Regions from separate parts of the Homo sapiens genome. Here region 1 is linked to region 2. A link is a loop called in an ENCODE intact Hi-C map of the cell type or tissue named here. Cell type or tissue: HCT116. All regions are shown on one strand. Links, peaks and the distances in the headings refer to the core of each region. The heading gives the core; the rest is flanking DNA. Region 1 has its middle 26 kb from the start of DUT-AS1. Region 2 overlaps COPS2 (COP9 signalosome subunit 2).

What was found. Hi-C counts contacts between places; a loop is a spot of excess contacts. Peaks named below come from ENCODE experiments on the same cell type or tissue, not always from the same donor. Only the 100,000 strongest peaks of a DNase experiment are listed, where the experiment ranks them.
Region 1: it touches region 2 in a loop (6-fold over the local background); 5 of 110 quality-filtered maps call a loop at or near these places.

Annotation. Positions count from the first base shown.
Region 1 is chr15:48,353,404-48,362,321 of GRCh38, forward strand. No RefSeq gene overlaps it. Among named protein-coding and RNA genes, the nearest start is that of DUT-AS1, 26 kb to the left of the region's middle. In HCT116, for the core only: a CTCF peak has its summit at 4,899 (motif pointing right); a DNase peak (open chromatin) is centred at 4,938.
Region 2 is chr15:49,143,165-49,148,164 of GRCh38, forward strand. COPS2 (COP9 signalosome subunit 2) reads right to left here. Exons shown (of 13, transcript NM_004236.4): 2 at 1,801-1,914; 3 at 1,063-1,140. Among named protein-coding and RNA genes, the nearest start is that of COPS2, 9.9 kb to the right of the region's middle. In HCT116, for the core only: a CTCF peak has its summit at 3,025 (motif pointing left); a DNase peak (open chromatin) is centred at 3,047.

The DNA.
Region 1 (8,918 bases), core at 2,371-7,370, 790 kb before region 2:
CTCACATCTGTAATCAAAGCACCTCGGGAGACTGAGGTGGGCAAATTGCTTGTGCCCAGGAGTTCAAGACCAGCCTAAGCAACATAGCGAAACCTAGTCTCTAAAAAAATTAGCCAGGCATGATGGCTCACACTTGTAGTCCCAGCTACTCGGGAGGCTGAGAGATGGGAAGATCACTTAAGCCCAGGAAGTTGAGGATGCAGACCTTTGGTAATTACCCCAGGCAACGAGGCTGTTTTACAATGCGGCATAATCATGCCACTGCACTCCAGCCTGGGCAACAAAGTGAGACTCTGTCTCAAAAAAAAAAAAAAAAAAGAAAAAAAAGAAAAGAAAAGAAAGAAAGATGGAAGCCAGGTGCAGTGACTCACGCCTGTAATCCCAGCACTTTGGGAGGCAGAGGCGGGTGGATCACAAGGTCAGGAGATCGAGACCATCCTGGCCAACATGGCGAAACCCCGTCTCTACTAAAAATATAAAAATTAGCTGAGCGTGGTGGCGCATGCCTGTAATCCCAGCTACTTAGGAGGCTGAGGCAGGAGAATCGCTTGAACCAGGGAGTCGGAGCTTGCAGTGAGCCAAGATCACGCCACTGCACTCCACCCTGGCGACAGAGTGAGACTCCGTCTCAAAAAAGAAAGAAAGAAAGAAAGATGGGTAGGAATGACACTGAAAAACTGCAGAACTGCAATTGTGAGTGAATCTTTACAAATGAACTACCTGAGACAAAGGGAAACTAAGAAGTATTTGGTGTCAGGACACCAACCAGCCATAGCAGTTGTAGGACTAAACTCCAGGGTTCCTGGCCTGGGTCTAAAACCCTTTCCCCATCCATGAAAGGCATTAGCCCAAATTTCTACTGAGGTCTGAACCAAATATGAGTTTGGCCTTCGAATCACACATTGTTCAATACATAGGATAGTAACTCTTTGTGACTATTTTCTAATGTGCCATGGGCTAGAGAGGAAATACGACAAAATACTTTTCTACAAGGTCATTCACTTTGAGTATCAGAAAGAACATTCTACTTAGAATAAAATAAAATCCCAAGTGTGCCCATTTTAAAATCCCTGTGGGATTTATAATGGCTTAACTTTTAGTTGAGAAGAAATTTTTTTTTTTTCTGGCATCTTAGAGAAGCAGACAGAGAAGCAGAGGTGATGCTTTGACAAATAGTAGCATAGATCAGGATAAATGACAGGAAGCTCTCATAAAATATACTTCGATGAGAGCAAAGGCAAATAATGATATAATGCCCTGCAGCTACATGTTTGAAATGGAAATGTTTGGAATGAGGATGTTAGGGAAAATAATATTAGAAAAAGACTAATGCTGTATGAGGTTCCTGTCAGATGAGGAGTGTAGGATAATTGTGTAATAGTGAAATAATATGGTTTAGAAAAAAGAAGGTGCTGTTGACTGAGACTGTTTGATTATCATAGAAGAGATGAAACACTTTTTCATAGTCAGAAAAATCAATATACAGCCCAAGAAGAGAAGTCGTTTGATGATAAGGCAATAAAAACTTCAAAGGGCAAGTTAAAAATGTTTCCTAATTCATTTCAGCCTAAACTGATCCCTGCGCCCGTCTCACACTGTCCGCCAGCTCTTTTGCTGAAGTATGTTACCCTTTCTCCTTGGAATCATTACCCGGTCTCCTTGGAATGGAAACTGTGTCAGACTCCAGGGGTGAGTGGGAGGGAAAATGGTGCTCGCAGAAAGAGAGGAAGTGTTTTTTCAATTTAGAGCTAGAAGTAAGTGCTGACATTGTCTCATGTGTGTTTGGGGACAATGGCACAGGCCAGCGGTAACACATCCACTTTTCTGTGTCCCTTGCTCAGATGTGTTTGGCATGAGGCTGCAAAAGCCACGGCTACTTTATCGCACCCCAAATCTCTGAATCTCTGTTCTCCCTCCTGGGAATGTGAAATATGGACAACATGCAGTTTCTACCTTGTATTGTTAACATAATTATCCAGATGAATTCTCTTATTATTTCCCCACACATATTTTGAAACAAAAAATCCTTTCCCTTACGAAACTTCACTTCCTTTCTTCAGACGCACACCTTCTGTGGGGTTTGAACATTAACCTCAGCTGACTTCAGAGCTGCACTAAGCAAAGCCTGTGTTTTCTAGGCCAAAGTAGACAAAGTGAAGTGAAAGGAGCTGTTGCCAGTTGATGCTGACGAAGGTAGAAGAGAGGCTGGGTACTCACGCTAGGTTCCACCCCCTGCACCGCCCTCTCCCCCAGTACAGCTCATCTGGGAGTTCAGATTCCTCAGCCTTCTAGGTCACCTCTGATGAGCAGGGGCTGTGAGAACTGCTTAGCCTTTTGGCTACTGTAGTGTGGTTGGGAGAGAAAATACGTATTAATATTATTACTTAAAGATAGTTTTATTTGTGTCTATATTGAACATCTCTTGTTTAGAAGGCAAAATAATCATCTGCCTGCCACATTTTACTTCGTAGGCATAGAGTATCACCTTTTTTTTTTTTTTTTGAGACAGAGTCTTGCTCTGTTGCCCAGGCTGGAGTGCAGTGGCACGATTTCGGTTCACTGCAACTTCTGCTTCCTGGGTTCAAGAGATTCTCCTGCCTCAGCCTCCTGAGTAGTTGAGATTACAGGTGTCCGCCACCATGCCTGGCTAATTTTTGTATTTTTAGTAGAGGCGGGGTTTCACCATGTTGGCGAGACTGGTCTCAAATCCCTGGCCTCAAGTGATCCACCCGCCTCGGCCTCCCAAGTGCTGGGATTACAGGCGTGAGCCACCGCGCCCAGCCAGAGTATCATCTTTTAAACTGCTTTGTTCTAATATAATTATCTGTGTCCAAATTTTAGAATTGATTTTCATAACTTAAATTAGAATACAAATAATAAAAGGAAGAGAGCTAACATTTTTTAAGTGCTATATACACCAGGTGCTATTCTAGTTGTGTTCCTTTTACCTGAATGAGGTATTGTAAACCTAGGGGCAGAATTTACTCTTAGGGTGAAAACTGGTCTCTTTATTTTTAGGGAGTCAGCAAGCCATTCTGATGGGCTACTCAAATGTTAGAGTAGGATCTCAGAGCTCAAGGGCTTGTTTGGGCAGGCTGAGAAGGAGAGGCAGAGAGATGTGAGGGACTCAGGAGTTGGTGGCAGGGGTGGTTAGCAGGGGGCAGGAACGCCAAAATATGGTAGGAGGCTAATCAGAGAAAGGACCAGTGAGAAATTTCCTGCATCAAGGAGTGCCAAGACACTTCTTCTAAATTTATATTATGGAAATTTCTAGCATATACAAAAGCAGAATGAGAAGTATAATGAACCCCGTGTAATCATCACTCAGCTTTAACAATGATCCTCTCATAGCTGATTTTGTTTCTTCCGTATCCCTACCTACTTGCCCACTCCCAACCCCCAGTGAATTATTTTGAAACAAATCCCAGACATTGTATCACTTCACAGATTACATTTTAATCTGTTTTCCGAGCTATCTGTACGGTAGCTCCCCTCTTATTACCCAAACTTCAGTCAAATCCACTCCTTTAGTGTCAGTGGGACTTTAGAGGGGGACTAAAAGCAAAAGAGTTTGCATCTGGGCCAAAATGGGTGAAGAAAAAGTAGTGAGAAGCCTGATGCGCAGCCGAGATTAAGAATAAGCAGAGCTCCTGAGAATCCTTGAAAAGATTGGAGGTGAAGGGATGCTAGTTCTTCCATAGAAGTCAGATGGGAGTTTTATATAGTAGTGTGTGTGTCTGTGTGTGTGTGTGTGTGTGTGTGTGTGTGTGTGCTGTTATTAAAATGAAGAGTGACTCTGGAAGACTGGAAGACTTGGGGACAGCCAGACAGCTGGCCTTTGGGTTACAGTTGCATTTTCCAAGTTTCCTTTCCTTGCAAGGAAAGAAAATACTAAATTTAAACACCATCTTTCAATTTCTCAGTCAATAATTTCCTTTTCTGTCTCTTTCACAAATGCAGTTTCAAGACATCAATGCAAGGCATTTATTTTCTACGGCGCCTTTCAGAAACATGAAATCACTGAAGGAGCGTTGTTAAGCAATTCCAATCCCAATTAGGTTTGCAGCTGATGTCTACGTAGCCTTGTTTAAGTTACTATTCTTTAACAACTTGTGGTGTAACTAGCAAAAATTGTAAAAAGTGGACCTAGATTCTTGCAAAATTACCCTGTAGCGTTCTCAAGGTGGGGGAAAGAAAAATATGGACAACAATTGAACTAAATTTAATTTTATCAAGTTAATAATGCCTTTAAGATTATAGATAGGCCAGGCGCAGTGGCTCACGCCTATAATCCCAGCACTTTGGGAGGCCGAGGCAGGTGGATCACCTGAGATCAAGAGTTCAAGACCAGCCTGGCTAACATGGTGAAACCACATCTCTGCTAAAAATACAAAAAAATTAGCCAGGCATGGTGGCGGGCGCCTGTAATTCCAGCTACTTGGGAAGCTGAGGCAGGAGAATCACTTGAACCAGGGAGGCGGAGGTTGCAATAAGCTGAGATTGCGCTATTGCACTCCAGCCTGGGCAACAAGAGCAAAACTCCGTCTCAAAAAGCAAAACAAAACAAAAGATGATAGATAAACAGAGGAATTTGGGATTTGAAATGTCATCTTCTCTTAAGATGCATCTAGACAGTTGATAATTGCCCAAATAAGTTTAATATGGGATAGACTGCGAACTTTTTTTGCATGCAGATAGCATGAGTTATAGCTATTTCCTTATTTATATTCTAATAGAAAAAGAATTTTTCTTTGAGAAAAGAAAATGGCAACTTTACTATCTTTATCAGATGCGTTTCTGTCTTAAAAAAAGACCGAGGCTGTATGTGGGAAACAAAAATTATAACCAACATTAAGACAATATGTTGTTGAAAATACTGCTATCTAGAGGCCTTAGGAAATAGTATCTAGCAACCACTAGATGTCACTTGATGTTTGCTTTTTTGTAAAAGGTAGTTTTTTTGTTTTGTTTTTGTTTTTTCATAGTTTATCTGCAATTATAAGTCTACAATTCTCAATGGGTCCAAGCTGGCAGAAAACAAAATGCTGCAATATTTGAGTGAAAGCAGGCAAAAGTCATTAGATGAGAACAATGATTTTAACTTTAAATAAGATTTGGGTGGTTGCAGGGTTTGTATAATCTCTCCTGGCATTTGTAAGGACCAGAGAAGCCAGCAGCTTTGCCCTCCTGCTGTGTTTAAACAAAAATGGAAAATTGTAATGAACAGCTAGATTTTTCCTATCTTTCATTTTTTTCTTCCTCCTCCTTCCCCATTTTTAGGAGAATGTGACTTTTAAAATGATTGCCCTTTAATGAGGTTACTTGCAGCATTTTAAGATCAATCCTTCTTTGTTCAAATTTCTACCCACAAATCAAAACTGTTTTAATCTTCATTATCTCAGTAAAGCGCATGTGACAAAAGTAAATGGAGAAGACGTCTAGAAATGTTGTGAGGGTTCTCTGGGGTTATCCACTTCCTGTATTTGCTAAAACTCTAATAATCAGTTCCAGTAGAGACCATGTATCCTGGGGTTTTGTTTTGTGTAACAGCTATTTGTTTATTTTTTTTAACTGTCATTGTATTTTGGCTTCATGATGGTTAAATGAGTCTCCGTATTAAGTAAACCTCTCTGACCCTGCCTATTTCCTGTCTTGTCAAACCTTTCCTTGTAAGAATAACAGTGTTCTTTTATTTGGTAGTGTGCAGCATGATGTTTTTGGCATGGCCAACATTTTTGACTTGCAAAAATTTGTGACCTCAAGTGTGAGAGAAGTGAATGCTTTTTTCGGTACCTCATGGGGTCTCAATCTTAAAAAGTATCTTACGAAAGAATTATCAGCATGTTTATTTCCCAAACATCACAAATAAACAAATAGAAATAGCTTTTTTTAATAAGCTACTAAAAATATTAAACCAATGAATACTTGGTGAACATTTTGCTGCTACTAAACTTACATAATTTCTCAAACTGGCCTAGCTATATGAAGACACAGAGCTTTTATCATGTTCTGTCTAGTAATTCATATTTTTGAAAACATATTTTCAAACCAAAACACATTGTATGTGAGTGGAGTATGGCTATTCCAAGTCACAGAATGGAAGAAATATCTTTGTTGCCTCATCCTTATATACCTAGGTCTATTTAGTTCTGAAATGGATTCTATAAGATAAGAACCATCAAAATCAAAAGTCTCAATCAAATGCACCTCCTTTTTTTAAGGTAGCTAGCCATTTGCTAGCATTTTTCTCTTATCTTTTGGTTTATTTTTCAATAATGTGGACATTATGAGAATAAAATCATGGTAAACATCTCTTGCATTTAAAGATTGACAACTGCTAAATATTAATTTTGAAATATTGATAACTAATTAGAATCTGAAGAAAATAGATTGTGTTGATTTGAAGGTGTCATGAATAAATTCTTATAATCACATAGCAGTAGTTCTGAAAGTCTTGGCTAACAAAAATCTAAATATCTGCAGCAAATGGAATTTGATAAAAGTACCACCAACTAGTAGTTTTTTGTTTTTTATCATTGGCTAGAAATATAGTTCTAATAAAGAGCCTGTGATGTATAGGCAGTAACAAAGAAAAAGCTGAGGACTAAAAAGATACATTCATCATTCTAGTATGGAATATTTTTTCTCAAAATGTCTGAAACACAGAACTATAAGCTTAATTTAAGATTTTCAGCCTGAGCAACATGGTGAAAACCCATCTCTACCAAAAATTAGCTGGGCATGATGGTGCATGCCTGTAGCCTATAGTCCCAGCCATTCAGGAGGTTGAGGTGGGAGGATCAATTGAGCCTAGGAGTTCGAGGCTGCAGTGCACCGAGATCACACCATTGCACTCCAACTTGGGTGACAGAATGAGATCCTGTCTCAAAAAAAAATATTTTTTCTTAGACCTGTCATTCAAACTTCCTTTAATTATTCATTGTCATTAAGTATTTCTTTTTCAGAGCCAAATCCAAGGAGACTTAAATTGTATTATCAAGATTTATTTCATTTATACCACACACATATAACACATATACTTTCCTATACTATAGTTTTCAAAACACTATTGTGTTGTCTTCCTTTTTAGAAAAAAAATACAGTAATACTTGAAATTGTATTAGCATTTTAACTAGCCCAGCACCTATTTTTTTCCACATGTGGTTTCCACTGGTGGTTTTCATAGGCCTCTAGAAGTTGTAGGTGTAGCCCCTTGTAGGTACAGATTGCCTTGTTTAAATAAAGGAATCATTTTTTCTTTAATAGAACCTAATTTTTTAAAAGCACATTTAAGTTGTGCAGTTGTGATTTGAAATAATAACAAAAAGTGATTACACCTAAAAGTTCTAAACTGGTACAATATTATCATGCCATTAGCTGTGATGGAGCTGAAAGCTGATAGAACTTACACTTGTATCTCATGACTCTGTTTCCTTTGAAGTAAGCACTGGTGGCTGACCGAGTTTAATGTCCCAGCTTTTTGGATCTCTAAGAGGATTACAGTGTGATTTTATAACCTGCCACAAATTCCTCTCTATGCAACTTACTATGTGCTATGTATGTGTTTTTAAAAAAATCAACTGGAGCATGTGCCTGTAGTCCCACCTACTTGGGAGGCTGACTCAGGAGAATCATTTGAGCCCAGGAGGCGGGAGGTTGCAGTGGGCTGAGATCACACCACTGTACTCCAGCCTATGGGACAGGGAGAGATTCCATCTTAAAAAAAAAAAAAAGAAAAAAAAAAGCAAAACAAAAACAACAACAGCAAAAAACCAATTGGAATCAAAATGTGTTTTCAAATGAGTCACTTTATTTTTTATTTCTTAGAGTTTTCTGAAAAATTTTTTTTTTTTTTGAGACAGTCTCACTCTTTTGCCCAGGCTAGAGTGCAGTGGTGTGATCTCTGCTCACTGCAAGCTCAGCCTCCCGGGTTCAAGCGATTCTCCTGCCTCAGCCTCCTGAGTAGCTGGGACTACAGGCGCCTGCCACCATGCCTGGCAAATTTTTTTGTACTTTTAGTAGAGACGGAGTTTCACTGTATTAGCCAGGATGGTCTCGATCTCCTGACCTTGTGATCTGCCTGCCTTGGCCTCCCAAAGTGCTGGGATTACAGGCGTGAGCCACCGCACCTGGTCTTCTGAAATTTTAAAAATTGCTTCAGCATAGTGCTGAAATACTTTATGTATGTAATGTAGAAGTCAATACAACAATAAAAATATCAGTCCTCTCTCTACCCCTCTCCACTCTGAGTCTAAACACTTTCAACTGTTTGTGATTTACTTTCATGTTCCTAAATAATATGCAAGTGCAGTTATTTCATTTCGTTTCAAGTGTAGTCACTTTCTACTGGTTTTCTTCTGGGGCTGATGAGAATTTAGCTTTCTTACCATACCCCTCTGGCTGCATTCCTCCCATGCCCCCACTTTGTCCTTCCTCTCATCCTCCCAACATAATCGTCTAACAATATTCTGGCTAAATTTAAAGCTGAGTCATATAGTGTACTATGGTAACATGTTTATGTAACCTTTTGTGGGTTTCTTTTTTTCATTAGTAATAGCTTATTTTTTGTTGTTGCTTAGTTTTTTATGCTTATTAGGAATTTCTCCCTAAATTCTTTGGTAGAATTGTGATACTCCCTTGAATAGAGTTGGACTCTAAGATAATCTATCAGTTTCTTTTTCTTTTCATTTTTTTTCTTCTAGATGCTTCCCCACTTTAATTCCTTTGTCTCTAGCTCCTGTCACTCCTGACTACTCTGCAACTGCCATCCTGGAGCTCAGTCTTCATAGGAATCCCTTTCATCTGTGTCCTCCACGCAATTTCCTATTGCCTGTATCCCATGCTTTTCCAGTTTGGGTTTGTTCCTCACTTTGGTAAAGCACAATCTCCAGCAGCTGCTTTTTAAACATTTGAAAATT
Region 2 (5,000 bases), core at 1-5,000:
TTTACACAGGATTGTGCTTGGGATGACTTGAGGAACAGCAAGAAGGCCAGTGATGGAGCAAATAAAAACAGCAGCAAAGGATGAGCTTACATAGGGATCTGTAGGTCATGGTAAGAATTTTGGATTTTACTAAGGGAGATGGGGACCACTAGAAGATATGGAGCAAAAGAATGGCATAATCTGACTTACATTTTAAAAGGATCACTCTGCTACTTGTGGAAAACTGTAGCAGGGTAAGGATGAAAGTAAGGAGACCAGTTAAGAGGCTATCTCAATAATCCAGGTAAGAAATCATGGTGCCTTGGACCAGAGTAGCAGAGGTAGAAATGGTAAGCACAGTCATACTGGATGTAAAGCCATGTGGATTTGCCAATGGATTATTTGTGGGGTAATAGACAATGAGAAGAGTTAAGCATAATGCTAACGTTTTGGCCCTAGTCAATGGAAGAGAAACTCTTTATAATAAACAGGAGAATTTTAAAACTCCAAAGTAAACACTAATCCTTTGTGGAAAAGTCAATCTATTAATAATGCAGCCCTGGCAGGGTGCGGTGGCTCACGCCTGTAATCCTAGCACTTTGGGAGGCCAAGGCAGGCAGATCACGAGGTCAGGAGATCGAGACCATCCTGGCTAACATGGTGAAAGCCCGTCTCTTCTAAAAACACAAAAAATTAGCTGGGCATGGTGGCATGTGCCTGTAGTTCCAGCTACTCAGGAGGCTGAGGCAGGAGAATCACTTGAACCCAGGAGGCAGAGGTTGCAGTGAACCAAGATTGCACCATTGCACTCCAGCCTGGGTGACAGAGCGGGGGAAAAAAAAAAAAGGCAAATACTGTAAATGCATCTAAAAGAGTAAGTTTTCTTAAATAGAAAACTTCTGTATCCTATGAAGAATTTGTTTTTTTTACTTAGTATTACTATAGTCCCAACTGCAGAGCAGACTAAATATAAAAACACATCCAAAGAAGTACTTTAGAAAAGAAGATATAATAGTACTTTGTCGTGATGAGGTTTTTACCTACAAAATTTATTAGTTTAATTCCCCTCAAAACAAATCTTACCAACTTGAAGTTAATCTTAATCATTTGTTTCAGTGCTTTAAATCCCCATTCTCCTTTTTCACCTTCAAGTTCCAAAACCTAAAAAGAGGAAGAAATTTTTAGTTTATCTTAATATTAACACATTATTTTCTAATGATGCCCAATGTGTAAGTATTGAATTAATTTTATACTATATGCATAAAAAACATTTCCCCAAGGATACCACCATTTCTCAATGTCATTTTTCAGTCTTTAAAAAAAACAAGTTGTAAGATGCCTACATAAGGATAAGCAAGCTTAAAGTTCCTTCATCAGCAAAATAAAGAGCCACTTCTTGATTATTATATAGTTTCTGAAATATTTTTTCCCCTGAATAACCAACCTATGGTAAAAATAATCCGTAAGTGTATCAGTAAGTCAAGAAATCAAGCTATTCATAATAATGAAACCACAACTGTATGATTTACCCCTAAAAGAAACAAGATTGCAGTGATAATACCTACTGACCATCATGTTGGTGGTTCTTCTGCCAGAACCATCCTAGTTTTTCAGGACAATGGCCCTGCTCCATAGACAGCTTGATTGGAAAAAACATCAGGATAACCGTTTTGAAACACTTGCTTGTGCTGCCTAATGCTAACTGATAGGATAATTAAGTATTCAAAACACATTTCTGAGATAAAATCACCTGGGACTTATTTGTTCTAGCATATCATTAAAAAAATTAACACATAGAATCAAATGGAAAAGAATATAAACCTTTTGGAAACTGCTTAATGCCGCTTTTGGGTCATCTTCTTTTAATGCTTTGGAATTATAGTACTGATTTTCCAAATCCACATTTGGCTCGGAGTTACTATCTTCAGAGTATTCCTGTGTTGGAAAGAAAGAAATATTAAAAGAAAAAAAGAAAAGAAACCCACACGTAGCAACGTAAAAAGTGAATGCTGTTAAGACAGAAAAACCACATATTTTTACAAAACAAAACAACCTTGAATACATACGTAAAATGCCACTGATATTCAACTGTTATATAAAACCAGGGGTTGAAGAGAGGAGGAAGGAGGAGTCAAAATCAAGTGTATAGCAGAATATAATCATTACTTTCTTTCAGATGAAAGCTAAAATTTCTATAGAATCAACATAAAAGAAGAATGCAACCTAATATTGGTTAATGACCCCAATTCTGTAGTTGCTAAGCTTTCGTTAGTCATGAAATCTGAGGGAAACCTAACGTAGATGTGTTCTAATTATTAATCTTTGGTTCTGTAATCTAATTTTTCTATTCCCCAAGTCTAAATTTCATTATTGTAACACGGTTTAAAACCAGCTAGGATGGTAATCTACACATGGCAAAGTCATCTAGCACTAAATATAATTATGTTAATAAGAATACTTTCCTTATGTGCACTATACAACAGCTGTTTATACTAATGTTAACTTAATCAGCTTTATAACAAATCAAAATAAATAAAACAAAATGGATTTATATAATTTTATGAGACTTTCTATTACATGAGTTCAATTCTTAGTGGAAAAAAAACAAGGCAGAAGGGAAAACTGGAATAAAACAACTATTTTGTGGAGCAGTATAAACAAGAGTGTTACACAGTTCCAGGACATTCAACCTAATAATGAGGATTACAAAATACACATGGATTGGTATAATGGAAATTATTATCTTATGAGTCATAAGATATAGATTATTTCCTTCTCAGCTTTAAGTCATTACAAAGGGCAAGTTTATATCAAATTAAGAATAGTACCTGGAAACAAACACAAAAAGACAAGAATAGTTTTATAGTTATTTCTAAATCCAAATACAGGTAACAAATTTCTTTATGAGATATTTATGAAAAATTCTGTTACAGTCTCATAAAAGCATAGGAGTGAAGAAAGGTATGCTGTGTATAATAAGTTACTTGAAAGCTCAAAAATACATTAACACAAGATGAATTTTTCAATAATCAAGAGTGGCTTTGTAATGTGCGCCCTCTGGAGGATAATTCCTTCCTCGTGTGAAGACCTGAGTCTGTCAGTCTTACAGATTTAAGACCTGGAATTCCATTCTGTTTAACATATGAAAATCACTTGGAACACTTCTTTTAGGGACAAGATGAAACTAGGTAGTAAATAAGTTTCATAATTATTCATTTACTTCTTAACCCTTGTAATCTAGGCTTGACTACAAAGAAACTGATCAAGCTAAAAAAAAAGAGAAATTAGTAAAGAATGAATAAGCCAACCATACACAGAATGATGCTGTGACAGTGATGGCTTCAAACCTGGGTTTTGAAAGATAAATGGAAGTTTGCCCACTAGACAAAACAGGAGAGGATAAAGAGAATAGTACACGTAGTAACAGCATAAACAATGAAAGGTAACTATTTGTTGGAACATAAAAATCCTTATTGACTCTACCTTCAAAATAAATCTCAAATCTATCCACTCCCGAACCCCCTGCCTGCTACCACCCTACCCTACCCAACTACTTTCATCTCTCCACAAACTTTAGCAGCCTTCTCATTCTCCTTTTTAAGTTCTAATATCCTCATGGTTAAGCAGGTGAAATAATTTTCACAAAATGTAAATTATCTTATTCCTCTCCTCAAAAATGGTTCCTATTCCTCTTAAAATCGAGAGCAAAATCAGCAAAACTTGACTCCTGTGTCCAACCTTATCTCCTATCTAGTTCTCCCTCATTCACTTTGCTGCAGCCATCCTGGCCTTAACTCAACAAGTGCCAAATTCTCCCACTTTTATGTGCTATTTCTCTCTCTTTCCACCTCTACCTCTACCTCTCTTCATCTAGTTAACTACTGCTTATCATTTCAGATCTCAGCCTAAGGGTATTCTTTAGGGAAGACTTGGAGTAAAGAATCACAGCTATAAAACCTACTCTATGCCTTCGGAAATCAGCTCTTTTCTAATTGTTTTATTAAGTTGGAACAAATATAAACAGATTTACCATATATGATTTATCATACAATAACTAAAATAAAAACTTCACTTAACAGTGTTGAATAAGATAGAGGAATAGCTTGCTGAACCAGAAAATTACTTTTTTTTGCAACCCAAACCTTCAGAATGCAGCCTTGAACCTGGAAGTAAAATGAAAAGTATTTCTGATTTACATTGATCACAAAGTAAAAATTCAGAGTCCATTTATTTTTGGTTTCTTGGCTCAAAACAAATTAGAAAAAACAATTAGGTCAGGTTTCGAGAAGAGGAAAGTAGAAGCTGAAAGGTATACATGACAACAGTAGGACTAGTATTTTGGAGCTTCCCAGCAAATGAGAAACAGTATTTTAGAAAGGGAAGAGATTAACTTCAATTATCTGGAAATTACTGAACCAATTATAACATTGTTAAAAACAGGATCCTTGACATTTCCTGTCATATGTCACACAGTGTCTTGTCATTCAGTCACGGAATACTTATAATAAGAGTAGTTACCTGTAACTTCTGGGACCTGATAGATTTCAGATAGAGATTTCTAAACTTTAGATGTTACAACTCCAAAAAAAAAAAAAAAAAAAAAAATCACAATGACTGAGAAAAGATTTGATTCAGCCCTCTTCGTTTTGTGACTACATTCTTTTGGTTTTTCATATCATACGGATTAAGAAATGGCATGTATAATGTTTTTGCATAACTGCAATTCAACTCTTAAACAAATGTTATTGCTAAAATATATAAATACATGAGAATCGGCACAACTGATGTTCTACTGATTGACTACAAATAGACAGTTCCTTGTTATGATCTGCAACGCCATGTTCGTAGGCTTGAACCAGCCATCATGACATCACTAACCCATCATTTGCACCCCACTGAATCAATTATCACAAGCTGTGCACTACTGCAAATTATTCTTCAGTTATTACACAGGCATAATTTTTCAAACTCATGTTTTGAAGTCTTTGGAAGAACAATTCTATTGTTTAGGTGCTTCTACT